Linked DNA regions of Mus musculus: all the other regions are linked to region 1. A link is a loop called in an ENCODE intact Hi-C map of the cell type or tissue named here. Cell type or tissue: heart. All regions are shown on one strand.

What was found. A loop is a pair of places that touch in the nucleus more often than their neighbours do. Peaks named below come from ENCODE experiments on the same cell type or tissue, not always from the same donor. Only the 100,000 strongest peaks of a DNase experiment are listed, where the experiment ranks them.
Region 2: a loop joins it to region 1, with 5 times the contacts of the local background. A loop is called at or near these places in 7 of 42 quality-filtered maps.
Region 3: it touches region 1 in a loop (12-fold over the local background); 10 of 42 quality-filtered maps call a loop at or near these places.
Region 4: a loop joins it to region 1, with 8 times the contacts of the local background. A loop is called at or near these places in 28 of 42 quality-filtered maps.
Region 5: a loop joins it to region 1, with 4 times the contacts of the local background. A loop is called at or near these places in 18 of 42 quality-filtered maps.
Region 6: it touches region 1 in a loop (3.0-fold over the local background); 4 of 42 quality-filtered maps call a loop at or near these places.
Region 7: a loop joins it to region 1, with 16 times the contacts of the local background. A loop is called at or near these places in 29 of 42 quality-filtered maps.

Annotation. Positions count from the first base shown.
Region 1 is chr3:34,646,099-34,650,098 of GRCm38, reverse strand. Sox2 (SRY (sex determining region Y)-box 2) reads right to left here and starts at 104. Exons shown (of 1, transcript NM_011443.4): 1 at 1-104. All of the region lies in intron 3 of Sox2ot (SOX2 overlapping transcript (non-protein coding)), which reads right to left. RefSeq lists a promoter at 1-617 and enhancers at 3,671-3,743, 3,706-3,816, 3,531-3,922, 3,564-4,000, 2,588-4,000. In heart, a CTCF peak has its summit at 2,207 (motif pointing left); no DNase peak of the experiment used is centred here; H3K4me3 peaks cover 1,887 bases; H3K27ac peaks cover 326 bases; H3K27me3 peaks cover 3,366 bases.
Region 2 is chr3:35,572,467-35,576,466 of GRCm38, reverse strand. No RefSeq gene overlaps it. Among named protein-coding and RNA genes, the nearest start is that of Gm6639, 92 kb to the left of the region's middle. In heart, a CTCF peak has its summit at 1,805; no DNase peak of the experiment used is centred here.
Region 3 is chr3:35,322,043-35,326,042 of GRCm38, reverse strand. Gm35425 (a long non-coding RNA gene) reads right to left here. Exons shown (of 5, transcript XR_880765.2): 2 at 3,355-3,641; 3 at 858-1,680. Among named protein-coding and RNA genes, the nearest start is that of Gm35425, 5.6 kb to the right of the region's middle. In heart, a CTCF peak has its summit at 2,131 (motif pointing right); no DNase peak of the experiment used is centred here.
Region 4 is chr3:35,480,269-35,484,268 of GRCm38, reverse strand. No RefSeq gene overlaps it. Among named protein-coding and RNA genes, the nearest start is that of Gm38512, 76 kb to the right of the region's middle. In heart, a CTCF peak has its summit at 1,733 (motif pointing right); no DNase peak of the experiment used is centred here; H3K4me3 peaks cover 940 bases.
Region 5 is chr3:34,230,150-34,234,149 of GRCm38, reverse strand. No RefSeq gene overlaps it. Among named protein-coding and RNA genes, the nearest start is that of Gm52623, 35 kb to the left of the region's middle. In heart, a CTCF peak has its summit at 2,078 (motif pointing left); no DNase peak of the experiment used is centred here; H3K27me3 peaks cover 308 bases.
Region 6 is chr3:35,403,817-35,407,816 of GRCm38, reverse strand. Gm38512 (a long non-coding RNA gene) reads left to right here and starts at 1,867. Exons shown (of 3, transcript XR_389676.2): 1 at 1,867-2,216. RefSeq lists an enhancer at 1,107-4,000. In heart, a CTCF peak has its summit at 2,101 (motif pointing right); no DNase peak of the experiment used is centred here; H3K4me3 peaks cover 713 bases; H3K27ac peaks cover 538 bases.
Region 7 is chr3:35,100,951-35,104,950 of GRCm38, reverse strand. No RefSeq gene overlaps it. Among named protein-coding and RNA genes, the nearest start is that of Gm35255, 150 kb to the right of the region's middle. In heart, a CTCF peak has its summit at 1,507 (motif pointing right); no DNase peak of the experiment used is centred here; H3K27me3 peaks cover 608 bases.

The DNA of each region.
Region 1 (4,000 bases):
AGTCTTAAAGAGGCAGCAAAGTACTTTTCCCTTTTTGCAAACACTCTCTTCTCTGCCTTGACAACTCCTGATACTTTTTTGAACAAGTTAATAGACAACCATCCATGTGATGGGGGCTGTCAGGGAATAAATGGGTTTCCGGCGGCCAATCAGCGAGCGCCGGCTCCTGCGCCCGAGCCCAGCCTCGCCAGAGGGTTTTGCATGAAAGGGGGCGGGGCCTGCCGCGCCGCCGAGCCGAGCCCAGCAGAGCGCTGTGCCCCGAACCGCGCGGGGGAGGCGGGCCCGCAGCCGGCCGCTGGGGAACCTTTGTATCCCCCCCCCCCGCCCCCCGTTTTCAGCAACAGGTCACGGCGCACGCCTGTTCGAAGGAAGTGGGTAAACAGCACCAAGACGACAGCTCCTTTCCCCCATGCTACGGAATATTGGCTCTCTCTTGGATACATAAGGGTGGATGGGGCGCGGGAAGCTGGGGCCAGGGTGGGGCAAGGCCCATGGGTGGTTCAGGGCGACTGTCCAACTAGTATTTCAGGAAGCTGGCAGAGCCGGAGGTGGTGTGCCATTGTTTCTGCGCTCATCCGCGGCACTGCGCTCTGTCGCAGCCCCTCTTCCAACCTTGTCGCCAGCACCCACTCACCCCCTCTTCTCACCGTACAGACGAGAAGTTAGACCCAAGCCTCGGGCCTCAGCGCCCTCCTGGCTTCCGTGTCATCGGCTCGGTTCCCAAACACGAGTCCTCTGCCCATGTAGCTGACTGTAGAGCAGAGCTAGGACCAGGCCTTGTTCCCAGCCTTTTCCTAGGCCGACTCAGGTGTGGCTCAAGGAACCGCAGCACGTGTCCTCAACCCCTAATTCCCTACTCCACCAACCTGCCCCATCCAAAGGGTGCAAAGGCAAAGCTGGAACTCTGCTCCCGCTCTTTCTAACTCCCAACCCTGACACAAGAGGATTTTTAGTGGTGGCAGTTTCAGAGGAAACCTTGGGGACGAAAGCATCAACGGAAAGAAGCTCCCGAGTGCAGGGGATGGGGGGAGGGTCACGCAACTTCCTGGCATCCCACCGCGAGGCGCGGAGGTGGCATTTGGGCTGCGCTCACAAACTCCCTCCCACGCAGCGTTCTCAGGATGGGGCAGCGCAGCCGGCATTGCCCCTGCTGACAGGCACGGTGGTAGTCACGAAGGCCCGGCCGAGAGGCGCCGGGGCCTGGGAAGCGCGCGGGGTCCAGAGGTGCAGGTGCAGGCGGAGAGAAGGCCCGCCGAACCCGAGGAGCCGGCACCAAGCAAGCCCAGGCTGTGGGAGAATGGGCTGGGGGCGGGGGTAGGGGTTCAAGAATCTTGCCTGCCCAGGACCCGAGAGGGTAATTTTAGCCGATCTCCCATTGTCCAGACGTAAAGATTTCAATCGGCAGGCGCTCAAAAAGCCCAGAGCCACAGCCCCACGTCCGTTACAAATAGGTAGTTTTGTTTCTCTTGTTGTCGCTACACGGAGTCAAACAAAGCCCCGTCTAAGTTTCCTTCCACTCTCTTGTTGGAACCTTTGTGGCTAAAATGCACTTGGGTACAAAAGAGGGGAGAGAAGGAAGAAAGTCCTGATGCCATTTTTTTTTTTTTTTTAAATAAAGAGCTTAAACCATCAGGGTTACTTATTTTCTTTCTTTCTTTCTTTTTTTTCCCTGCAATACTCTCGCGGCCCCTCCTCCCCTCATCTACCCCAACTCTGCCTAAAGAAAACGTTCACAAGGGTATCTGCCGGCCACGCTCCGCTCATTGTCCTTACAAACTGCCCTGTTTATCCTTCCCTCTCTGCCCACCAACGCCTCTTCCCCACCCCCACATCTCCAATCCCCATTCTCCCAGGCTTGGCTGTTATTGTCACACTCAGCTAACTATGCCCACTTTAGACCCAGAAAAATTGTGGTAAAGAAATTCTGTAAACTTGAAATAAATAATTTCTTCTCTAGTCCACCCCTCTCACTGCCCCAGGTTCTCCTTAAGTTTTGGTTGCTTTAGTTCTTGGGAACCCGGAAAGGACTTATAGAAACGCGTAAATATTTGGGACTCTTCAAATTAAAGCATTGTTTTCTCCTTAATCGGGGTGTACTATTACGCTCAACACGAATCTCTGGAGACCAGAGCAAAGGTTGAGCCAGGGAAGGCGGCCACCGACTTTTCAGCGCGCCTAGTTTCTGAGATGTGGCTGCTGCGCCCCCTGCTGGTGGACTTGCTTTTACTAGAGTGCTTTTACCTTTAAAAGAAGGTGTGTAAAAATAAAGTTAAAAAAAAAAAAACCGAGGAGGATGGAAGATCAAACTAATTACACATAATCTAAACAAAAGAAAAGTTAACATATCATATAAGCCGTGGGACGAAATCATAAGAATCAAATTTAATTTGCTTAACTTAGAAATGTACATAGAACCGCCAGATAAGTGGGAGGTTAAGCGAGGGGAAAATAGGTATAAATTATGAGATTCAAAGTATGAATGAATTATGATTGTCCGCGCGCCACGAAGGGCAGGCCGAGCATTCACTTTGTGATTGTGTATGTATCTGTAGGTGCTTAATAGCACTTTTTTCTGAAAACTTAGAAAAAGCTTATGGATCATTAAGTTTGAAGAAAAAAAACCCCAACGAGTTGATGTGGACAACGGTGGCGAATATTTATTAATATAAATACTGATAATGGATGACGATAAAAGAACATCTCTTGAAATCTTGATATCTTTCTTTCAAGGTTAGTAGGAGGCAGATTTTTTTTCCTTCCCCCAATGGGGATAGTCTGAACCTCTCCAATGTGTGTTTGCACCTGAACTCTGTAATAATCTACTTAAAGAGGGTAAGGGGGTCTGGCTAGGTCTCTTGTTAATTGCTTTATCATATGAATAAACTATGGGAGTGCATTACAGTCGTGTTATCATTTGTGGTATTTATTTGCAGCTTTATTTTAATTAAGTCTACTGTACTTATCAGAGGCAATAAACTAATGGTGGCTGGTGTTTATGCATAATAATTTGCGACGAAAATAAGATTAAAGAAGATGGCGGTAGCAAAACCTATTTTCTCATTAGAATATTTTTAGAACATATTGAAAAAAATTAGATCACTGGCCACCGATTTCAATCCAACACCATCATAGTCCCCTAAGTATAATAATAACTATGACAGCCCCAGCCCATGACAGAGGCAAGCCTCTTTTGGGGTTATAATAGCTGACTACAGTACCAGCAACAATACACTATTGACTAGCAGAAAGAGACTTGGAACAGGGTGCTTCATCCTCTGAGAATTTAAAATGTTGCTACTGGCATAGTTTATGAAAATTGGAAGTGCTTCATCTAATGTAATACTTCCCTTCATGGGCAGCAAAAAGCTATACACTTTTAGACCAGCATTAGTGATTAGCATATGCCTGGAGTAATCAGATTTTATTTTGTTCTGCTATTGGCCCAAGCCAGAAGCCTTAACTGCCAAGCATAACCCAATTTTATTTAAAAATCTTTTACATTTTTCTCTCCTCGACGAGTATTATATCTGAAGCCAACTGACAATGTTGTGGAGGTGCGGACTGTAGACTTATTTTTTTCTTCTTAGTGGCAAATAGAGGTTTAAGTTGCAGTAATTAGCGAGAACTAGCCAAGCATCTTACTATTATGATGCTTGTTAAAAACGCTTCGCTCCTGCATCTGCATTTGAGTGGGTTCCCCTCCTCTCCTAATCTCCTTATGGAAATGAAGGCGAACGGCAGGGGACCTGCAGAGTCTCGGAGAATGCCCTTGTTAACTGGAATTTCTCAGCATTGCTAATTAGCAGAGTTTGACGACCACCAGTATTGGGGGAAAGCTCTGTTTAACCACTCGCCAACCATTCCGAGGAAGAGCAGACTAATTTTATTTTGTAATTAAAATCTGAAAAGGGCCCTATTTGACAGTTAGGGCTATGAGAGTTTTATCTCCCCGAGAAATAATTACTGCCTTGATAACTCAATTTTCTGAAAAATGTCAACT
Region 2 (4,000 bases), 930 kb before region 1:
CATCCAAGCCAGCCCATATTCTGAGATTCAGACAAAAACTGGTATTCTGTGATAAGCTGTGATAAATACTGTGACTGAAGACAACTTGAGGAGAAAGGGCTTTAACTAAGTTTATAGTCCAACATGGAGGGAAGTCAAGGCAGGAACTCAAGACAGTAGCTGGAAACAAGAACCAACACAGGAAAGAAAGTTGCCTTTTTGGCTTGCTCTAAGAGTTACATTCAGCTACTTTTCCTATACAGCTCAGGGACACCTGCTGAGGGATGACATCACTCATCATGGGCTTGGTCCTCCTATGCTAGTCAGCAATCAAGAAATTTCCCTATAGACAGGCCCACAGGCTCATCTGATGAAGACAATTCTGTAGCTGAGAAGTCCCCCCGCCCCCAACAAGGTGTGTCTAGTTGACACCCAAGATTAGCCATCACAACTAGAGTAAGTTAAAGTCAGAGAAAACCAATCCCCAATAGGTTGATAATATAGGTCCATCTCCAGAGGGACAGTAGTTTACCTCTGCACTTCATTTTCTTCTTTATCTTAATCTAAACATTGATTGATTGAGTGTGTGTGTGTGTGTGTGTGTGTGTGTGTGTGTGTGTGTGTGTGCTTGCAGTCCCCACGTGGCATACAGGTACCTGCAGTGGCCACATGAGGGTGTCTCATTCTTCTGGAACTGGAGTTAGGGAGGTTGTGATTCACTGGATGTCAGTGCTTAGGACAGGACACATTTCTCTGCAAGAGCAACCAGTGTTCTCGGGCACTGAGCCCCCCCCCCTCTCCAGCCCCTCTGCTTTCTGTATTGTACCTTCAATTCTTCAGAGCCAAAGGTCTCAGTATCCATGGCAGCAGTACCTGCCAGCTGCAGGGAGGTGCTTCAGAAGGCAACAGTTAAGGCACAAACAGCTGTGGTGCTCCCCACTCCTTTCCATATTGTGCTCCCAACTGTCACAGTAGAGAAACTCAGAGGTTTTTGCAAGGAAATACTTGTTGTTTGTTGTTTTCAAGACAGGATCTCTGTAAGTCTGACTGTCCTGGACCTTGCTATGTAGACCAGGCTGACCCTGAACTGACAGTGATCCTCCTGCCTCTGCCTTCTGAGCACAGAACTGGGATTAAAGGTGCACACCAATGCAGCTGGCTGAAAAACATTGTATTTTAGCACAACTTGGGAAGTTTGGGGGAAGACAGAACTGCAAAATATATAATTTGTTGTTTTCAACAAATGCTTAAAATGTCTCGGATACGTTGAAAGGACCCTGAAATAGCTGTCTCTTGTGAGGCTATGCCAGTGCCTGGCAAATACAGAAGTGGATGCTCACAGTCATCTAGAGGATGGATCACAGGGCCCCCAATGGAGGAGCTAGAGAAAGTACCCAAGGAGTTGAAGAGGTCTGCAGCCCTATAGGTGGAACAACAATATGAACTAAGCAGTACCCCCAGAGCTTGTGTCTCTAGCTGCATATGTAGCAGAAGATGGCCAAGTTGGCCATCATTGGGAGGAGAGGCCCCTTGGTCTTGCAAACTTTATATGCCCCAGTACAGGGGAATGCCAGGGCCAAGAAGTGGGAGTGGGTGGGTAGGGGAGCAGGGCAGGGGGAGGATATAGGGGATTTTTGGGATAGCATTTGAAATGTAAATGAAGAAAATATCTAATAAAAAATTGAAAAAATGTCTCTGATACAAAGGAGATTAAACGCACATGTGAAAAAGAAGCATAACAGGTAATTGACTGTAAGGCTGCAAAAGGAGCTAGAAGGTTCCTAAGACCAGCCAAGGCAGTCTGGGACTGCAGTACTCCAGTCGTTCCACAGGGAGGCGCTCCAAGCCCATCACCGAAAATCCCACGCTGCTGCTTCAGCGGCTGCTTACTCTGGGGAGAGTTATGTTTCTCTACTCCTAGCAGGGATTTTGAAGAGCAATTAAAAGCACATTAGCAGGGCACTGTGCGAACCAGGCAAAACCATTTTAGTATCAGTGCCTACGGTGCTAGCAGCCTCTTCTCAATTACTGCACGTTTACAAGTGTAATAGAAACCGTGTTACATTTGAAAACAAGTTTCACCTACAATGTTTGTGTCTCCTCTATACAAAAGACAGATTCGTTTTGGAGACAATAATTTTCCTTTAAAGTTACAATATGCTTTATCGGAAGATTATAGTCAGCACACCTTAAAATTTCGCATCCTCACCTGAGTGGGTAGTATAGAATTGAAATTACATCTTGTGCAAACAGTGTTGTAGGTAATATGTCTCAGCATGTTTCAGAATCGTCATCCATGTTTTAGGATGGAAATCTCACAACACACACACACACAGTTTGCATGGCCCAAGTCAGCGGCCGAGTAAGCTGGGAGTCTGTGTCAGGTGTGATGGGTTCAAATATGTCAGTGGCCTCTAACCTCGATCTCTAGTTCAGGACAGAAGGTCTTGGAAGACTCAAATGCACAACTTGGCCAATAGACTGGAGGGCAGAGAGGACAGAACCTAATAGGGGCAAGGAGCCCACAGAGTGGAGTGCTCCCACAAGGGAAGGGCTAATTGTCCAGGCAGGCCTCAACTGTAGCCCACCAGTCTCAGCCTCTCTGCTGCTGAGATCACAGGGCATGTATGGCCATTCTGGGTCAAAAGGGCATAGCTGTACCATTTCATTAATGTAGAATATTATATCATTTTGCCAACCTGAGACACACACACACACACACACACAAAGAGGGGAAGACACACACACACACAAACACACACACACACACAAACACACACAGAGAGAGAGAGAGAGAGAGAGAGAGAGAGAGAGAGGAGAGAGGAGAGAGAGAGAGAGGGAGGAGAGAGGAGAGAGAGAGAGAGAGGGAGAATAGTTAAGCAGGGCATGGTGTTCCACACCTTTATCCCAGCATTCCAGAGGCAGAGGCAGGAGAAGTTCTTGCCAGCCTTATCTGCATACTGAGTTCAGGATAACTGGAGCAAATAGTGAGACCCTATCTCAAAAATCAAAGCCAAGGAGTGTTCATGGGCTGGTTTGTGGCCCGGGCACATGTGTCACAGAGGACTGTCCTGTATGGCCTCAATGGATGCGCTTAATCCCGTGCAAACTTGATGCCCCAGGGAAGAGGGATGCTGGCGGGAGTGAGGCAGGGGTGGGTAGGTGGGTGGGTGGGTGGGAGAGTACCCTCTCAGAGGCAGGGTGGCGTAGGGTTAAGAACTCAGGAGGAGGGACCAGGAAAGGGGGCACCTTTTGCAATGTTATAAAATAATTTAATAAATTAATATTTAAAAGGTGATTTGCAATTTTAAAAACAAATCCAAACCAAAAGAAAGGTGCATATGTGAATGGGTTATTTGGCAGTTAAGCTACAAGACAACTGCTTTTACTCTAGAAAGTTTAGAACTCACACCCACCCACACAACAGTGTCATAGTATTGCTGCCGCCATGTTTACATTGTATTTTCTCCACCAAGACTTTGCTGTGAGAATTGTTTAATGACTTTGAACAGTTCTAGAAAAAAAATTCAGTGTCTGCCTCAATTTATTTAACATGTGGCCAACTGTGGAACAGGAGGGTGGCTTCTGATTTCCATAGTAATAGCATATGGACTTGCTTGTGTGGGCATCTGCCTGCCTGTGTCTGAGGCATCTCTTCCACCATGTACATCTTGAGGTCTCTGTAGCTTAGGCTTGCTAGTTTGGTGTTGTATCATGGAGCATGTCTCTGAGCACTCACCAGGAGCTCATGCAATAGTGATTGAATTAATTCAACAAAAGTGACAGGAAGGCATTTCCACTTTCTGTTTTGTGAATTGCCTCTTCATGTTATCTGTTCAGTATCATTGTGACAGTTGTCTCGTATGGGTTTGTAATTTGTTTTTTGTAAGTACTTAATCTTCTGCTTGGTACATATGGCAAACCATCTCCTCTCCAAAATACAAATATATGACTAAGGCTGTATTTTTATGATAATCTTTACCCCACTAACTAATTAGGACCAGTACTATAAATGCATTAA
Region 3 (4,000 bases), 680 kb before region 1:
ACATTAAAAACATGTTATTATTATCTTTGGATCTGTTGGAGCACTAACTTACTAAATTGTCTTGTTCTATATAGTGTATTACTGTAATGATCATGTCTGAAAATTTCCCCTTTGATCCCCAATAGCTATGCTCTTGCATTTCCTAACCCTGTGCCCACCTTAAACCTCTGTACCATAATGGAAAGTTTCTGAACACAGGCTGACCCAGACCAGAGAGAATTTTTCAGTATTTAGACCAATATTCATTTGCCTTGAGGGACTGCTATATTTGGAGTGTGACTACTTGGTTGTGTGTGATATTCATATAGATGTAGATGTAGACATAGATATAGGTATACTTTTTGAGACAGAGTTTCTCTGTGTAGCCCTGGCTGCCCTGGAACTCACTCTGTAGACCAGGCTGGCCTCGAACTCACAGAGATCTGCTTGGTCGACAATGCCCAGCAAACTGCTTGTATCCCCACAACCCCCTTCTTGAGTTGTCATTTCTATGTTGGAAGCAACTTTAGAAATCTCAGACACTCCAAATTATACCTCTACAGCTCACAGATCCTGTCAGAGTTGGGATTTGTACCCCAGGACTCTCTTTTTTATTTATTTATTTATTTATTTATTTATTTATTGAGACAGGGTTTCTCTGTGTATCCCTGGCTGTCCTGGAACTCACTCTGTAGACCAGGCTGGCCTCAAACTCAGAAATCCACCTGCCTCTGCCTCCCGAGTGAGGACACTCTTTAAAAGTTAGCAATGGTCTAAGCTGTTGATTTATCTCTCAGTTGCATCTCAAGAACACCAAGTCTTGGTTTAATAAAAATTTAAACCACTTAAGAAATGGATGGCTATCTCCCTTTGCATACCTGTTGGCTGTGGAAGTTAAAATCCTACTTTTTCCGATAAGGCACAAGAATTGCTTAAACAATACATAGGTGCTGTGTTCACAGGTGAGACTAGAAGAACGGAAGCCTTTAGAATGATGAAGTTCCGTATCTTTGGCTGTCCATGGAGAAAATGAGAGCTTAAAGGAGTGTCACAGGGCCACACACTGTAGGGAGCCTCTACTCCAGGAGCCGTGACCTCTAGATGATCTTCATATTCCTCTTATTTCTAGTGCAGTGCACACTTCCCAGGGGACAGTCAGGTGTTCAAACAATGATCCAAATATGGTTGAGCCTGTTGACTCTTGTTCTAATTGCTGTATAGGTGGTTGAGACATTAACAAAGCATAAATATTTGCCAAAGAATCATGAGTAAACTCAGCTGGACATAAACTTTGATATGCAAATGATAGAAAAGTATGAAACACGGAAAAAAAGAGTTTCTTTTCATTTTGTTCCTTTTATACTTTTGAAAAGTAAGCGATAAGTGCACAGGGAGACAAGCCTTGTGAGAAAACGGCCCTCTTCCCAGAGTCTCCTAGCTCTGGGATACTGCCTCGGAAGTGGGGCCTTGATAATCCTTGCAAAGAATAATGAGAAGGAAAAAAAAAAAACCTGCTTGCTGACAGCAACCTCCAGACAAATGAAAACCTGGACGGTGCCCTGAGAGTTTTAGGTAATCCAGGCTCATAATTTGATTTGAGAAGAGCTACTCCAGGCTACTGTGTAATTACAGCAGCATTCAGCAGGCTGGCTTCGGCTGGCCTCGGCGAGTTCTCCTTCATCGCCCTTTATACCAAAGCTCCTGTTGATGAGAGGGCGGAAACAGTCAGTGCAAAAGAAGTAATTAGCAGGCGGGAACCGCTACCACTGTTTGAGGCTAACACGCGGTCTTTATTGGTACTTATTAAGTAGATGTCTAGAGACCGAGGGAAATATTGCAAGCCACAAACATGAAGAAGAGTGTGGGAACAAAAAGGATAGAGGGAACTTTTAAAAGCAACTTATCTATTTTATATTTTACAAACCTGATCCCAAGGCTAGTTTCCGAAAGGATATTAAGCCTCCAGCTCCCGTCTGTCACAGTGCATGACCGGCTCACATCAATCACCATGCAAGGCAGCCTAGAGCATGAGTTGAACTCCTTCGGTGTTCTCTTTTCTCTTCCCTTTCTGATTTACTCTATTATCATGGGAGTTGACTTGAAAAATATTTTGGACAGCTGCTTTTTTGAGTTTGGGTTGTAGTTAAACCCACCAGCAGGGGGAGTCGGGGAGACTAGCAAACCTTGGCAGAGTCCAGCCTCTCTAGGATCCAGCTACGGAGCTGTTTTTTGTGGACACTTGTGAAGAAGCAAGAAACAGAACAGGCAAGAGGAAGGAAACAGGAGAGCTCTGAAGGGTTTGAAATCCTAGTTTACGGTGTTGAAGGTGGGCGAAAAGTAGCCTACAGTTTCTGCCTGCGGAATGACTGTATTCTTGCTTCTGCTGGCTTGTTTGAAAACAGGTCACAAATTCTGTCCTCCTGCAGGCTACAGTCCTTGCCCTGGGGGTGGGGGTTGGGGTTGGGGGTGCACAGCTTTCATCTTCTTGTTCTTGCCCCGTTTGGGGTATGTGGGTACCAAGGTGCGCAAGACTGCGGAGCTTGGAGCTGTCCCAAATAGATGCCCTGCACCTGATTCTGACCTAGTCTTCATCCTCAAATGGCCGTCCAATTAAAGGTGTGATGGCCACTTCCGCTCCCTTAGCAGGAAACAGTTTCCAATATGCACAGCGACTTTAAAGTCAGCCAGCTTAATGGAAGTATGGAAGGTTGCAGAGAGAATTGCATACCTGGGCTTTGTTTTTAAGAGAGTGATGGAAGGGACTGTGGACAGAGGGCCACAGTTTGGGGCGGTGGGGGACCGTGGGCAGTTGCTGTGCGGTAGAGTGGCATTTATATTGCAGTACACAGCGATCATCCTTGGGAAAGTACAGTCTTGTTGACAGCCTACTTTTAGTGTTCACTGGAGGCTTATGCACTCCTATTTTGTTTGTGACTCTCCTCCCATCTCTTAGCAACCACTCACAGCACAGAATCACAAGTAAAATCTCATGGGCACTGACATTGAAGAAAGTGTTTGCTTTGGAACTTAAGTGCATGCTTGGAAAGGGTGAGGGACAGATGATGTCTCAGGCAGACTGAAGGCTGCACATGTTGGTGATCAGACACTTGGTAAGTGTCAACTGGGGGACTTAATTGGCCTCAGAACACAGGGGAAGGTGACACCCAAAGTGCACACGGTACTTGGTGCTCTGTTACCTTTTGGGAATATCAGTAAATATAGGAGATGTTTATCATGAAGTTTTTTTTTTTTAAATAGACGTTATATGTTCAAATAGTTTTATTTTAGGGTCAACTTCACAGTCACAGACTTCCATCAACAGCCCAGTTCTGCGATGAGTGAAAACCTCCAAAATCCCAAGTCACAAATACTCACTCAGAAGTCCACAATGTAGCGTTTCCACCTTTGCTTTCTACCCTGCTGCCATTTTTACATCTGTGTCTCCTTCGTCAGTCATGGTGCTCCACGTGTTCCTCTTCTTGAACACAGCTCTTCTCGTCAGCCTTGGGGATCATGGGTGGCATAGCATTATGACCTTTTGGGCAGGGTGGCTGGAGAAGCCCTGAGATCTTCTGAGTAGCTCTTGACATCCTCATGTCTAATTAATCCAAGTCAGGAGTTGTCTCCACTTGTTACCAGTTTCAGGATACAAATGGAAGAAACTGAAATTTGTTTCACTAATTATTAATCTTTGGGTAAATATTAGAATCCCATTACAATTACACCCCCCCCACACACACAGAGAGAGAGAGAGAGAGAGAGAGAGAGAGAGAGAGAGAGAGAGAGAGAGAGAGATACACGGCTGAGACTGAGAATCCTGGCAGTTCAGAAACGTGGCAGCTGGCAAGACAGGATAGAAAGAACACAATCCACCCTGCCAGGCTCCTTTTCACATGGTTTCTTTGTGATATCAGGCTGAGGAATAATGAGCAACCATGGATAGGCAGAGTGGAGACCCTGTCTACTTAAACCTGTAAGCAGGGCTTCCAAAAGCAACTCCTCAGGATGCCTCTCTTCTATA
Region 4 (4,000 bases), 830 kb before region 1:
GTGAGTGAGTATTCCACACTCTGGTCCTCTGTTCAGCAGACTACAGGGAGGGAGAGAGGAAGAACTAGCCCCTTACAGGCTGCTAGCCTGGTGTTTGAAATGGTTTGACTTCTGACAGAACTCCCCCCACCCCCACCCCAGTCTCTGTAAGGAGAAAGATTAGACTTTATCTTTGGTTCTCTTGCCTTATTTTTATGTACTAGAAAGCGTTTTCTTCTTCCACACTAAAGATAATTTTCCTATGGAGAACTTATGTGCATTTTTTTTTCTTTTTAGATTGTGTCTTTATCGTTATTGGTTTTGGTAGAATTATAAATAGTGTTGTTCCTTAATTTTAGATTCCGGCTTCTCATTGCTGGTGGATAAGGAAGCAATCACTTTCATCTCTGACTTGTACTGTGCCACCTCATCAAGCTTATTTGTTAGAGTTTAAGTTTCTGTGGCGTTTTCTACTTTACTATCATGCTACCTAAATAGATGTTTGCTTCTCCCTGTTCTAGTACACATGTACCCTTAATTTCCTTTTCTTGTCTTATTGCACTAGCTATGACCTTAAGTAAGAGAGAGATGAATGCTATCTTTGTCCTGTTAGGGTGGCTAGGGGAAAGATGTCCTCTTTTACCACTTTCACTTTAATATGTAATAGTGCTAGAGTATGTGCATTCATGTGCGTATGTGTGTGTCTCAGTGTGTGAGCGCACGCGTGTGTGTGTGTGTGTGTGTGTGTGTGTGTGTGTGTGCCCACCTTCTTTAGGCTGAGGAAAATTCTTTATACTTTTTACTTTTCTGAGACTCAGAGAATGTAACTGATTTCTTTTAATCTGCTCTATTGAGATGTTTGGTTTGCAACATTCTTCTCTGGACGTGGAGAAGGCAAAGAAGAGCATTTGACTCTTCAGCCCGACAGCAGCAATCTTCAAGTCAGCTCTCTGCCACTTCAGTACCCAACTCCCAGTCTCCACTATAAAACTAGGAATCTCTATCAATTGCCTCGGGAAGGAGGCACCTTGTGGTGGAGTGATGAGCTCTAATCTGGACAGCTGCCTCTTCTTATCTTTATGACCTTGGACAAATCATAAAACATCATTTCTAAAATCAGTACCGTAATTACCTTATCAAACTGTGGAGATACTTTCAAATGGTAATCGCTCTGAAGTACTCTACACATTTAAATTATCGTGGAGAGGATACATTCTTGGGGGATAGGATTCTTGTCAGTTCATTTTTTGTATCCCTAAGTAAATGCTTAATGTGGATCTAATTATTCTGCGCTATACATATCCAGCCCCCAGGGCCGCGGTGTGCTGGGAGAAGCGAATCATGTCTTCACTGCGTCACTGTCAGAATCCAGGGCTGTGATCCAAGACTGAAGTGCTGTCACCCCAGTCGAAAAACAATCAGACCATGTAGATGGTTAGCTGTCAGGAGCTGGAGAAAGAAAGCATTTTACAACATTGGCTCAGGTCATCCGCAAATGCTAGCTGTTGTTTTCGTTTTGATTTGGGAAGTATCCCCACTAGGTGACTGGAAGCCTGGCTAAGTGAAGAGAAACAGTATAGTTTGGTCTTTGCTTTTGGTTTTTTGTTTTGCTTTGTTTTGTTTTGTTTTGTTTTGTTTTTGCTCTCTCCTAGAGGAAAAATTTTGTTTCCCATGCTTGATGACAGAGGGTGAGAATGGGGACTTGCAGTCCCCAAAACCACAATGGGGCGTGAGGTTCCTTTTTCTGAGCATCGTACAGGCCACTAGGTGGCACTATTTACCCATCTATGTTTCTCTGCTGGTCCTCAGCAAGGATCTTAATTCTAAACTAGTGTGTTTTGTTGGGAGTGATGGTGAGAGAGAAGCGTGTTAGGAAGGAAAATACAAATGACCCTCCAGAATCAATCCGGAGGGCTGATTAGGGGTCAGCTCTCAGCCACGGTTACACTAGACTTGGCAGGCTTGTGTCCGACTATTTTTAAAACTGATTTTTAAGAGCAACATGCAATTAGTTTCCATTTTCTTAAACCTTTAACAAATGACAAGATAAAATGAAATGTCGGGGCTTGGGACGTGGGATTGAGGAGGTACCCTCGCATGCTTGTGTCCCTCTCTCTCCTAAAATCATTAATGAGGTCGGGGACCCCTGAGAACCTTAAAGCCGCTTCTACGTGAAGCTCTCCGCTGAATCAGCCACCATCGGGGAAGCCAAGCACTGGTGTCCCTTTGGAGATGGCATCTGGGGAAGCCGCCCTGATCTCCAGGCCCGGTGGTGCTCCCTTTCCGCCTTGGCATGTGCTACACAGTCCCTGAGGACTGTTATTTATCTGGAGACCACAGAGATGAAACAGGAATTTCAAACTGGCACATACAACTTTTGGTGAGAGAAATTAAAGATCTCTCTCTCTCTCTCTCTCTCTCTCTCTCTCTCTCTCTCTCTCTCTCTCTCTCTCTCTCTCTCGTCCCCAGATGACAGCCCTCAGAAAACACACTGAACAGCCCCAAGGACATAGAAACCAATGGTTGCCCCCACTTTGTTTCGGGGCCACGGAATCTGCCGTTACCTCTTCACTGTCCGTTTTAACTTTAAAATCGCCTTGCACGACTCTGCCTAGAAGCTTGGTAGTCATTCATTCATTTATTTATTTTGACTTAGAAATGACACAACTAGAATCATAGTTTTCTCCCTGTTCCGAATCTTCCCAAAGCTTTCTGCCTGCCCCGCCCCCGCTCTCCACCCCTACCCCCCACTCATGAGCTTCCATTTTCTCTGCTTTGTGGCATGTCTACCAGCACACACCACCTTGAGCTGATGTGTGATAAACAGCTAAATATAGTGATGGCTTTGGCAGCTTCCTCTCGACGCCTGTCACAGACCCCCTAAAATGGGAATTAAACAGGTTTAAGATACACAAGAGGCTCTGTTATGCTTGGGAAGAGAGGACACTTTCTATGTCGTGAGCAAGTACTCCTCTGTTTGTGTGTTCGTGCCCTGCTTTATCTAAGGAACAATAATGACTTTAATGGTTGTTAGCAGATGCTCTGTTAGATGCTCAGAACCCCTTTCAGCCGCCGGCCTCATCCAGAAAAGTCTTTATGTGAAACCCACACTGTGTAATCAGTGGTCCTGTGCGGGGGCTGGGTGCTGGCTAGATGACAGTCGCCGCTGCTCTAGATACTCTAACAGCAATGGCTGAAAATTGCCTTCAGCTGATTCTATGTGGAGAACTCATGATATCTGGAGTAAATTCACTCAGGTCTCCAGCCCCCACAGTCCTCAAGAAAGAAAGAAAAGCAGAGAGAGAGAGGGGGGGTGGGAAAAGGAGAGAAGGTTGGCTATAGTACATAGGAATTCCAGCTCTCTGGGGCTTTGACCACACCAGTGAATACTAATTATACTGAATGTGTCGTCTTCACAAACCAAACACGTATTCCCAGGAGACAGATAGTGCCACCAATCCAACTCATGATGTAACCTGGATTTAAAGCCAGGCCTCTCAGAGGGACAGGCAATCGGGTCTATTAACTCTCATGACACGTGCCAGCGCTTTCACTACCACCTTGACCTAAGGAACACATGAATGTAACACTTTTATTTCATCAGCTTATGTGTTACCGGGGCTGGCTCTGAGACCTGGGTTTTGGAGACATTGAGAATAAAGGAATCGTTTTGGGGGACACACAGTTTGCAGGGATTTTTCTCGGGGGTGGGTGGTGGAATCAGTTGTGCTTTATAGATGTGTTGCTTCCACAAAATCTGGGTGGAGTGAAGTGGAACTTCAGCCAGGCAGTCATGTACTTCTCTATGCTGAGATGCATGCAGCACACCGCATCTGAGAGTCCTGGAGTCTTGTGACCTCGTTGGAGATATTTGGAGAAAGCTTTTCATTTGGGTGCCATGTGGATTGCCATCTTCCTTTTCAGATTTCTGTTGTGTTGTCTTTGTGGAGAGAGGCCCGAAATCAGTGGAGGCAAAGCCACATGACCTGGAGTCCATCTGATCATTGTACTTCCTGGGCCC
Region 5 (4,000 bases), 420 kb after region 1:
TTGCCTTGGATGTGTCGATAGATGGGTACTCAGCTCTGATTAGTGTTTATGACGCGGGCATGTGCCAGTCTAAACAAAGCTAGTCATTCTATAGGACAGCAGTGGGACACTATGAACGGGGTAAAGCTAGTTCTACATAAGAGCTCACAAAACACAAGAAAAGGGTGTCATTTCCCAATGCCAGTTCTACTGTTCTCTTAGAATATTTTATTATTATTTTTATTTGTGTGTCCAAATGTGTGTGTATGCATGTGCATGCACGTGTACATATGTGTATGTATAAATGTATGCCTCTCGTGTATGCGTCTGGCTATGGAGGTCAGGAGAGAGCACGGGATGCCCTGGAGCTGGGCTTATAGGCAACTGTCAGCCATCCAACATGAGTGCTGGGAACTGAACCTTCCAGGTTCTCTGGAAGGACAACAAGTGTTCCTAACCACTGAGCTTGCCTATCCCTTACCATTCTACTAACTAAAGGCCATGTTTTGTTGCTGGTGTGAGGAAAGATTTTGGACTTGGGAGGAGTCAAGCTCAGCATTCAGCTCCTAAGGCAGGCTCAGTACTTCAGTACCCCATGCAGGCTCAGTACCTCAGTACCCCAAGCAGGCTTAGTACCTCAGTACCCCATGCAGGCTCAGTACCTCAGTACCCCATGCAGGCTCAGTACCTCAGTACCTCATGCAGGCTCAGTACCTCAGTACCCCATGCAGGCTCAGTACCTCAGTACCCCATGCAGGCTCAGTACCTCAGTACCTCATGCAGGCTCAGTACCTCAGTACCCCATGCAGGCTCAGTACCTCAGTACCCCATGCAGGCTCAGTACCTCAGTACCCCATGCAGAGAGCTCTGAATGTGAGCCTGTGTTCTTATAATGAAAGACTGTTTCACCTCATAGGTAGAGGAGCAATGTGAAGACCTGGGTATGGTGCAGGTATAGAGTCAGGGCTTAGGAGACTCTGGAAGCATTACTAATAAAATAAAATAAATAAAAATCCATATTTCCAGAAGCCAAGAATCAACCTTATTTTAGGCAACATGTTCTCGGGCATGAGAACTCAGAAGTGAGTCAGGAGATGGGGTTCTATTTTGGGCTCAAGAACTTTAGTCACAGGAACTAGCAATTTCCCTGAGACTCTGTGCCATGATTGTAAAAGAGGGTTCTTGTCTGTTTATCTGCATGCATATACAGGATATAACCTTTGTAAGTAAGAATAAAGCACATAAAAAATACTTTCAGTAATATTGTCCAAACCACTTTCTCTGTTGTCTACTTTCCTTAAATTCTGTCACCTGTCAAGTTGCCAACAGCTCTGCCTAGTGAATAACCATTCACAGCTATGGAACCCTCCTACCTTGTTTCCTAGAGTTACCAGGAAACCTGAAGTCCTGGAGTGCTTCTGACCAAGTCCCCCTGGCTCTGTCTCTTCCCTGTGCTTTCCTGTACATAGTGAAAGGAACAGAGAGACAGAATGGTTTCCGGGCTTTCCTTGTGAAGCCATGCTCGGAAATGGATTTGCTGGGGTCTGGTGAGACAACACAAACTCAATTCTAGCTCCAACACTGAAGCTTCCTCTCAATGGAAGCAATCAGTTAGTCCTTTCTGCCATGCTTTCCCTTCCCTGTCCCTGGCTACGGCTGAGCGCTTGCTGGAAGTGCTTGCTGGGAGGTTTTGAAGACCGTCCTTCCTGGTAGAGCTTTTCTTTGGTAACAAAGTTGGTACAGAACCCCTAATAGTCAGACATGATTAAGACCTTTGGAAGCAATTCTTCAAAAGCTAACGAACTCATGTACTGACTTCATTTAGACATTGCAAGATTTCAGGACTCTCTGCTGCCGAATGAGAGTCATCCCTCCCCACACTGAGCTCTGCCTGTCCCTCTGCTGTCTCTGTCCATTTAGCTGAGTGGTATCTTCCGACAGGGCATGTGGCCAGAGAAACAGAAACGGTGCAAAGACACCAATGTCACAAGCCACAGGAATAAAAAGAGACTTGAGCAGTCTGCATAGAAGCCAGCTCTGTGCTGGAGGAGCCATCACACAGCTGTGGCAACTCTGTCATTTTTTTTTATTTGCCTACAGTGACACCTGCTGGAAACAAAAATAAATCTAAGTTTTAAAATACAAAAGCAAGCTTTGAGAACCATCAGCCATATATCATCTTTGTCTTCATCTTCATCATTGTTGTCATCATCATCACTTTGACTAAAACTACATTCCTTAAACATCGATTTGACTCAGGGTTTTGCTTTGGAAGTTCCTTTTTGTACAAGCTGAGAAGCTAAAGGTACTTTCAGCTCGATGACGTCATCATTTTCCTTGGGACCAAGAAGCTGGAATTCACACCCTTACGATGCATGCTGGTTCTAGGAGGAAGCCTTTATAAGCAGTTTGATTGTGTTATATAGCCTTCTGAAATGGTGCGTTAAAGCATGGCGTATTGACTACAGTGTGTGGGAAGGGATTTTGGAACTCTAAGATAATATCAAGATAGCTCTCAGTGGTTGAAATATTTAACAGGAACATATTCATAAGAAGTGCAGTTGCACAAAACCATCTTGTCCTTGGGTTTTGGGCTTCATGTTTAAAGCATGTTCACAGTGCCCACTACTCTGCATATTGAACAACCAATTGGAGCACCTACAGATTACCATTGATTTCAACATTAACTAGGCACACTCAGGATTTCCACAATCATGTGACACAGGGGGGGATTTGAACACTTAATTAAGATCCATTGTCGTCTTTAGAATTCACGAAAGTTCCCATCAACCAAGAAAGCACAAACATCCAGATGGTGCCACCTTTCATCGAGGATTCTCACCCCATGATTTGGCATTTACAGTTATTATTAATACAGGGCACATTTACAGAACAAGATAAAGATATCATCTTTGAAGTGGAAACTTAAAGGGTTCTCTGGAAAGTCAGTTGTGTCGAATGGTGTTTTGCTGGGGCAAGCTCGTGAAGGAACTTTCCATTAAAGTGGACACAGGAGTGAAAAACTAAGGCAGGCTCATGAGGGAATGCTTGGCTGAAGCAGACACAGAAGAGAGGATGTTCTGCTAAAGCAGGCATATGCAAGGACACATGACGAAGAATTCTTTGCTAATGACATGCATGTATTGGGCTACCTTACATCACATAGTTGATCTGCATTTGTCAGGACTCCATAGAGAGAAATGCACCAAAAACTTCTGGTGGTGTGCTGCAGTTTCTTGCTGACTCTGCAGACTCGGGCTGAGATAGACACTTGTGCTGAGACAAGACATGTGCTGAGGCAAGGCTCACGGAGGACACATGATGTTCAGAGAGAAGATAAAAGGACTTAATGGGCAGTGATGGAGGCTGCGCTTGGCTTGCTTATAGAGCTAGCTGTGCAACAATTCTGAGCCTGGAGTCTATGCTGATTTTCCCTTCCCTGAGAGAGGCACAGCCAAGAACTCCTGTGTTCCTTCTGGTCCCTCCTGCTGACTTGTCTCTCGCTGTCTCTGCAGGCAGTCTCACCGCTGTTGCTAACCCAACTCTGTTGAACTGGACTGCTGGTGTATCCATGAAGTACTTGCTAGTGGATTGAGCTGTTGCTGCTGCTAACCTGTGAACGGAACTGTTGATTTCCAACAATACAGATGGGAGTTGCTCCAAAGGACCATTCTACTGGTCTACTTCCTCCATATTCTTTCTGGTGGGTGGTGGGCTAAAGGGGAGGTTAAAGCATTTAAGAACCATGGTTAAAAAACAGGTTCTGGAAAAAATTAAAGTTATACATCTGATTCAGAGTTTGGTCCCTTTGCGAGTTTCAGTTTCTTCCATTAATTTTTTTTCTAGCTTAAGACTTGTTGTTAAAGTCCAGTTCCTGCCTGATACAACTCTACAGAACATTTTGAAAGTTAATGTTATACAGTCTGGCCTGGCCACTGTGACTGCACCTCCACTAAGAGTGCCCACCAGCACTGGGCAATGGTATTACTTGTTAATTACATCAATACAAGGCAGTTGTTTC
Region 6 (4,000 bases), 760 kb before region 1:
AATTGCAATTATGAAGTAGCCAGAAAGATGATTTTTTTGGGGTCGTTGCCACACGAGGAGCTATATTAAGGGGGTCACAGCATTTGGAAGGTTGCAACCTAGTTAAAACCCAACACCAGTTTACTGAGTGTCTGTTCTGTGCCTAGTGTTAGAATAACTCTGGCTTGGACATGAAGATGCTGCTCTAGATACTGTATAATCTCATTTAATTCTCATTTTACATAGAGGAAGACGAAGTAGAAGAATATAATTGTTTGACAGGTTGGTCACACAGTTAATACAGTGACATTATTTCAGTGCCTTTCATAGCCTATGTATTTCATTCATGATTAGAACAAGGAAATGGGTCGACGGGAGAAGACAATGAGCGCAGAAGAGCCATTGAAATGGCAGTGTGCATAATGACAGAACAAGTATCCAGAATGATCTTGCTAGCCTGGAGCAGATGCTGGCCCAGCAGCTCTGAGGGCAGCATATGACTCAGTCCAGCAGCAAGACACATGGGCTGCAACAGGAGGGAAACGATGTCTTATTTATACAGTCTTCAGAGAAGGGGATGCTCTGTTCTGACTGAGTGCACCTCAAATCTGCAAGGGGATTGGGCAGATGCAGGCTTTGTGGGCCACAGGAGTATGCTCAACCCTGCTGCTCTTTACACAGGTTCATTTGAATGTCTATCACTAAGCTCTGAGAAGATGGTTGGTAACACTGTCTTATTAGGGAAGACGAAAACACATTTACAAAAAATATACATGGATTATAAAGTCTGTCATGAGGACAGACCTAGTGAGTAACTGACTCTGAACTGTAGTACTTACCAGCAATCTTTCCTTCATTATCAGAACTGAAACAAACAAACAAACAAACAAAGAAACAAACATAAAAGCCCGAAGACATCTGGGTCTGGAAAGGGGGTCTCAGAGCTCTGGTTCTCAAGGTGATACCTGGTTCCTCTTCAAGACACCCTAACATCAACTCTTTGTAGACCTGCTGTTCTAGAATCTATGTTCTTACCAGTAGGGGTAAGTTTAAGATCTCTCAGTTAGGGCTTGCTAGTTTCCAGGAACTGTTTATCAAGCAGCTTTGAGGCTCCTTGGGGAGGCCAGTGAGTAGAAGCTGGGGGCTACAAATTTTCATGATATTAGGTTAAACAACTAAGCACTGGCCACATTGTAACAGGGAGTGGTTTTTAAAGGAGATGTGCTGCCTTCCATGGAAAAAGTTCCGGAATAACTCACTTTAGGGGAACCTCTTGGAGAGAATTCAAGCCTCCTGTGATCTAGGAAAAGCACTGCACTGTATATATAATCTTCTAACCTCATCATCGAGAGGAGCAAGTAGCAAGGCTTTAGATGAACCCCGCTCCAGCAAGACTTTTCTCTTTGTTTGGCTTTGAAAATACATGGAAACAGCTTCTGGTTTGCCAAGTCCCGGAGTCACTTAGGGTCTCAAGTGGCTATGAAAAAAAATGTCCATGAATTGAAGACAGGGTGAGAATTGATGTTTCATGGGGTAATAACAAAAGGGGGGGGGGACCCTCTTTACTAATTAAGGGAAAGTGCTATTTGAAAGTTACCCGGCTTCTACTGCAACGTATCAGGGAGCTTATTTCCTGATGGCTTTAGGTATTATTTTGTTATTATTAAGTTAGGGCAAAAGCACGAAGTCAGAACAGATTTGTTGGCAAGTGAACTATTTGAAGTTGCCTGCTACGATGAGCATGGTGGACTGTATGACTGCCTGTAACTTCCCTACATGTATGCCCGAGAGCGGGCTGAGCGGGAGAGCCGGCTGAGCCCGAGAGCTGGGCTGAGGGTTCTCATTTGTTGAAACATACGCATCATTGTTGCCCTCGCCACACAGCTGTGGGGGGAAACGGTTCTCGCCCTACGGTTATAACCCCCCTTCTCTAAATTACTGTTTACTGATGTGGGAGAAAAGGACTCCAGGCATAGCCCAATAATTACTTTTGGCACTGCTCAATAATTAATGAAGTGTTAAAGAGACTCTGCTAAAGTTTGGGCATCTGCTGTGGAGGATGAGAAAGCACGAGAAACTCTGCCGTGGAGCCAAGTCCAGCACACATCTGCCCTTCCGTGTCCTGCCAGGAGAGGGCCCCGCAGGGGACCAGCACCAGTGAAGTAGTTAGTAAAGGACACAAAAGGACAGAGACTCCCAAGCTGTTTCCAAGTTTGGGAGAAGAAAACCCAAATGTGGTAAGTTGCTGCTCTTTTGTCCAGGGCTGCTCCTTCCTTTGTAATTGACAGGTAAGTTTTAAATTGTGTGAAAAGGAATTTATACTCAGAAACAACCCTTCTCACCTCTCTACTGCCTGCAACGCAATACTTACTAAATCAGCAAGCGATTCCAAATAAGTTGGGAACCATAACGGGAGTGTGTGTTTGTTTCCTGAAGGCGTCTTGCCTGGTTAGTAAAATATCAAGATTACTTTTCGGCGATACAAAATTAACAAAAGAAGGGATAAATATTATTTTTTCCCCTCAAAAGAGTGGTCTGGAAGAAGCCCAAGGATTAACTCTTTGTGACTCAGTCTGATTTCACAGTGTGTCACCTCTCACACTGGTCCTCATCAATCATTGACACGGGATGGGCCTCAGACAGGCCCTGGGGCTTTCCCAGGAACCCCTGCTGTTTGGCTGGAAGTTGGTTGAGGCAAAGGGTTTCTGAAGCTGACTGCAGCTTCAAGCCCATCTCTCCCGCAAAGGGTGTTTGCTCCTGTGTGCAGCCTCCTCTACTTGCCTGCTCCCTAGCTCCCTGTTTCTCTGAGTTTGCTTTCTTAAGAGGCCAGTTTTTTTCTGTGACAACTAAGCCAAATAGAGAGCAAAGAGTAAATCTTGAGGAATCAACGCCAGGCTGCCCTATCTTTCTCTCCTTTTTAATATGAAAGTGGTTACAGGCACTTAAAAAAAACCAAAAAAAAAAAAAAAAAAAAAAAAAAAAAACAGAAAAACAAAAAAAAAAAAACCTCTCAGCGGGAGTTGCAAAGTTTCCTAACTCATCACCTAGCAACAAAACCCAGCAAAACATTTGCAAAGCAGTTTCTCCGGCAGGGCCCTGCATGAGTGGCAGGACAGACTAGTGCAAGGCTAAATTTGCCACGGAAGAGAATTGAATGCTTTCTTCTTTGTTCAAGTAGAGGGCTGAGATACACAGGGTCGATCTTGCTACAGCCAAATTAATGTATGTTAAGGAACAAACTATATGGCCCATTGTGAGCGGGAGCTCAGAAGGGTCCACAGAATTTGAGGATGGGGCTGGTTCTCATTGGAAGTATTTAAACTGAACTTTTAAAGTGGTGGCTTTACATAAAGCAGTCTCAGAGAGATACCCCTGTACTTTGTCTATCTACATTACATAAAACAGTCTGGACCTTCTGGATCTTTGGACCAAAACAAAACAAAACAAAACAACAAAACAAAAAATCAAAACAAAACAAAACAAAAAAAACCCTACACCTGTTGAGAAATAACTTGAGAATTTGAAGATTACTCCCCCCCCCCCCCCCAAATAATATCTATAAAAATTTCCTTCAGAAAGAGCAAGCCTGCTTTGTCTGGCCCTCCTCTGGCCTCCTCTCTTAGCAGTCAGGCACAATGCCTGTCACCATGAAGAAAAGAAGCCACTCTGGACTTAGTTATAATGGCCTTCTGCAAGTCCGTGTTAGGGTCTTTTGCCTTCGAGGCAGATAAGAACCGTCAATGAAATTCTTTTTGCTGTACTGTGCACTGGAAAATGGAAGATCAGATCAAAATGCATCTGACTTCTTCTTTGTTTCTGTGGTAAATAGCCATATGTGGGGGCTGGTGAGGTGGCTCAGTGGGTAAGAGCACCGACTGCTCTTCCGAAGGTCCTGTGTTCAAATCCCAGCAACCACATGGTGGCTCACAACCACCCTTAAAGGGATCTGACGCCCTCTTCTGGTACATCTGAAGTCAGCTACAGTGTACTTATATAGAAAATAAGTAAATCTTAAAAAAAA
Region 7 (4,000 bases), 450 kb before region 1:
TCTGAACAAAAGAAAGAAGTTGGACACTCACAAGATGAATGGGGGAAACGCAGGCACCAAGTATGCAGGAGGTACCTGTGGTGTTTTGTTTGGGGGGTTTTATTTTTCTTGTTTTAATATAAAAGTGTGAAAATCTCCAGATTTGAAATACTTACGTTTAAAGTACCTACATGAGTTGATTTTTAGAATAAGTTTGTTAAGTACACTTCAAAATGAGGATAACTAATATTTAGCTATGTCCTACAAAAAGCCGGCTTTATGCAGAAAAAGTGAAAGAATTTTAACGGCAGGCATCTAAGATGACATTATCCGCTACTAAAAGACAAGACCAGATCATTTGTCCAAATGAAGGGTTTATCGCTGGTGGAAAAACGAACATAATTTCTTCAACATTAAAAGGACAATAGAGGCTTGGGCCTGGTTAGGGTAACTGGTACCAAAAATGGGCGACACACTATCTGCAAGGGGGGACAGCCTGAGGGGGAGTTCAAGTGGGTGACACACTATCTGCAAAGGGGACAGCCTGAGGGTTAGTTCTGGGCTGAGCTGTGTGGAGCTTTGTGCAAGGAGAGCTGCTTCCTCTCTTCATGTACCCATCCCAGGAGCTACATGTTCCACTGTGGCCCTTTGCAATGGGAAAAGAAAAGCTGCTACTGGTCAATACTCCTTTACCCCGAGCACTGAAGAAGGGCCTCCTTTCCTTCTTCATCTTGAAACAGCACTTGCTTTTACACACACACACACACACACACACACACACACACACCGGGCCCCCACAAACAGGAAATTAGAAAAATCCCTTCACAGAGGTTGCAGAGATGCAACAGGCCATCCTAAGGAGGTTTTCCCAGGCTTCTCTGGAACTGTGAAGGGGAACAGGTGCCCCTTGACCCCACCCCACCCCATGATTCAGATGACAACCCCTATCTCTGAGAGGTTGAAGCCATGGCATGCCCTGGCTCACACCAGGCCGAGAGCTGCAGAGGGCCCAGTATGTAATTTCTGCAGCATGCGTGAGATTTTACACCACAGACACTCTGCAGAGGTTCGTGGGGTGTCACGAGGACTGTTCTGTGACAGTTCTTGCTTTTGCCCTTACTGTCGCTTTACCTCACATTTCTTTGCTGTTTGTGTTGTTGAGAGGGAGGTAATCACGTTTTTAGATGGGTTTCATTCATACGACCATAGTCTTAGGGTGACCTCAGAGATGGAGCCGGAAATGGCAGCTGTGGATGATGTGGAAAAGTGGCAAACAAACAGACACACTTTGGTATAGACAACAAATATTCATTTCTGTTACCTAAAGAGATCGTTTTACTTAATGATTTTTAAATTTTTTTAACGTTTCATTCTAAACTTAATCAAATTGTTAATTTTTCACACAAAATAAAACAAAACAACAACAACAACAACAAAAACCAACAAAAAAGCAACAAACAAAAAACCCATAGACGTTAGGAAGAAATCTGGATGTCACGCATCCTGAATCTTCAGTGATTTTAAAGTTTCACCAGGGGGCGCTCCCACTTCACAGCCCAGAGGCAGGAAGGACAAAGGACCACAACTGTCTCATGCTTAACTTGCGGGCATACACTGTCTTGTTTGCATTTTCAACTCTTTCTCTTCTTCTCTCTCTCTCTCACACACATTGTATAAAAAAGCCCCAGTGAGCTTACGCATGCCTCCCTTAAACACTGGAGCACAAACTAACACCACCACAAAATTAGCAAACACAGACAATTGTGAATTACATTGCTCCTGGCACAGGCCACGGAGTTATGTGAAATCTGCATTGAATTTTTGGTTGTCAACATCAGTATAAGAGTACATTAACATAGGATATCAAAAAATATGTCTCTGCTGGGCCACCCTGGGGCGAAACCTGTGGTTGCTCTGCATTGGTCTCTGGGTGGTACCAGCTTCTTCACCCTCTGTGGTAAATCTTTTGGTCAGCCCAAGTCGCAAGAAAATGCAGAGTCAGGAAACAGACTAATTAAAGAAAATTCCCCAAGGACAACCCAATGACAGAGCCTGAGAAGGAATTAGTCCCGAAGCCTGCTTTTCAATTCGTGTATAAGTTTCATACATTAAGAAGCCTGACGATCGTTTTGAACACACGATTTAGGCAAACAATAAATAGAACATTTCTTGTGGGAAGGAAATAAGGTATTTCAAAGTCAGAAGGGAGAGAGCACAGTTTGCCAAGTGTAGAACCCCACAGAGTCCTCTGGCCTGGAGTTTCAAACTGATCCAAACCCTTTGGGGGTTTGAATTTCTTTGCTGTTGGCAAAACACAATTCCTGCTTCAAAGAGAACCGGCATTATGAAGGCCTGTTACAGAAGCCTCAGAAGACTTCTGGGGCACCAAATCACTCTTACAAAACACCATTTTGATGAGTTTAGTACAGATTAATGAAAAACATATGGATTAAATTTTTCTTTAAAATTACATTGGTTCATCACATGAGCAGAAGGGGCTGTAAAAAGGCATCCCAGCCTTACAGAGCTCTGGACACTTTAGCCGTGGTTTCGGGCGCTTCTCAGGCAGATACGGCTCCCCGGCATTGTGGTCCATAGAGGACGTGGAATCCGTCCCTCTGCCTTGGGCTTGGCAAACACCAGTGGGTAGTCTGAGCAGAACTTCAGGTTTCTTCCGCAAGGGTGAAAAACCAACTCGTGTGGCCTGGCAGTTTGTATTGTCTGATCGAGAGGCAATGCCTCTCAAGTAGTTGAGAACTTCTCCAAAAACGCATGACAACAGCTAATTATTCATTCTTTTCTGAGGGCCCCAGAAGGACAATATATCTGTTACCAAGCCTGGAGTGGCCATGGAAGCAGGGAACACCTCCTACTACAGCAGTTATCGAAGCACCCTCCCTACCAATCACCAAACCCAAAAACTAAACTGAGCCTTAAACAGATGGTGACTGACCAACCAGCAACCAGAGAGAGTCCAGACAGTGACAGAAACCAACTGGACCAGGCAGCTCTGCTGTCTGTGCCTTTTCCTAATGTAAGGAATGATTCAGAAACCAAGCAAACTAAACAAAAGGCCAAAGTTGGAATGTAAAGTGGCTCTCACAAGGCATGAAATGAGATGAGCCACCACCACCACCACCACCACCACCACCCCCCCCCACCCTTGCAGGAAGTACCTCTACTTTTGGAACAGTGTGAGTATTAGGTAGGCAGGTAGGAATTTTTAATTCTTAAAAGTGTTAAACAATCATTTGCAGTATAACTGGCAAATTTAGGAAGTGTTCCCTTTAGAAAAATTTCTAATCAATTCTGTCATTTCATACAACTAAGTGAGAGTGTTTTCCTCGGGAGTGTGGTCTGTAGCCAAAGCTGCCCTGCAGTGGACAGGTCCCGCTTGCTCTCAACCATGTGTTGGATTTAACTCTGCACAAGCAGAGGAGGCTGCTCCTTAAGGCAGGGCAGGGCGTGTCCCTGACGTGCACGATTTTCATTCCAGCCAGTGAGGTCCCAGGACTTCACCCCACACTGTCCCTGTCAAATCTCCCATGTTTCTATTCCTGCCAATAGTTATCTCAACTCGGGCTGGACTTCAGGACAGGCCACATCACATCGTATTTGCGAGGTGAAGGATAAGGGGATAAATGCCATGTAAGGGACTTGTTAGTTTGAAAGCTTAAGTGATGGTTCTTGATAGGAAATACTTTCTCTGGAAAGAAGCACAGCTAACTATCTCACCAGGGAATGGGCCCCTACGTGAGGAAAAGAAGGCATACGAAAAGCTTTGACATCTATTTCTTTTCTCCTTTATTGTCCAGTGATGCTAGACCTGGCATCAGGGCTGACATTACTTAAGTAGGAGAGATGACCGCACTGCTACAAGGCTTTGCTCTGTCTGCCCTAGGTAAGAGAGACACGCTTCATGTACCATGTGTTGTAGACATTGTCTCTATGTTTCTAGAAATACTGCATAGCTCCTTGAAAGAGTCCCCAAAAGACAGAAGTAGGGGACACACTCCACCTG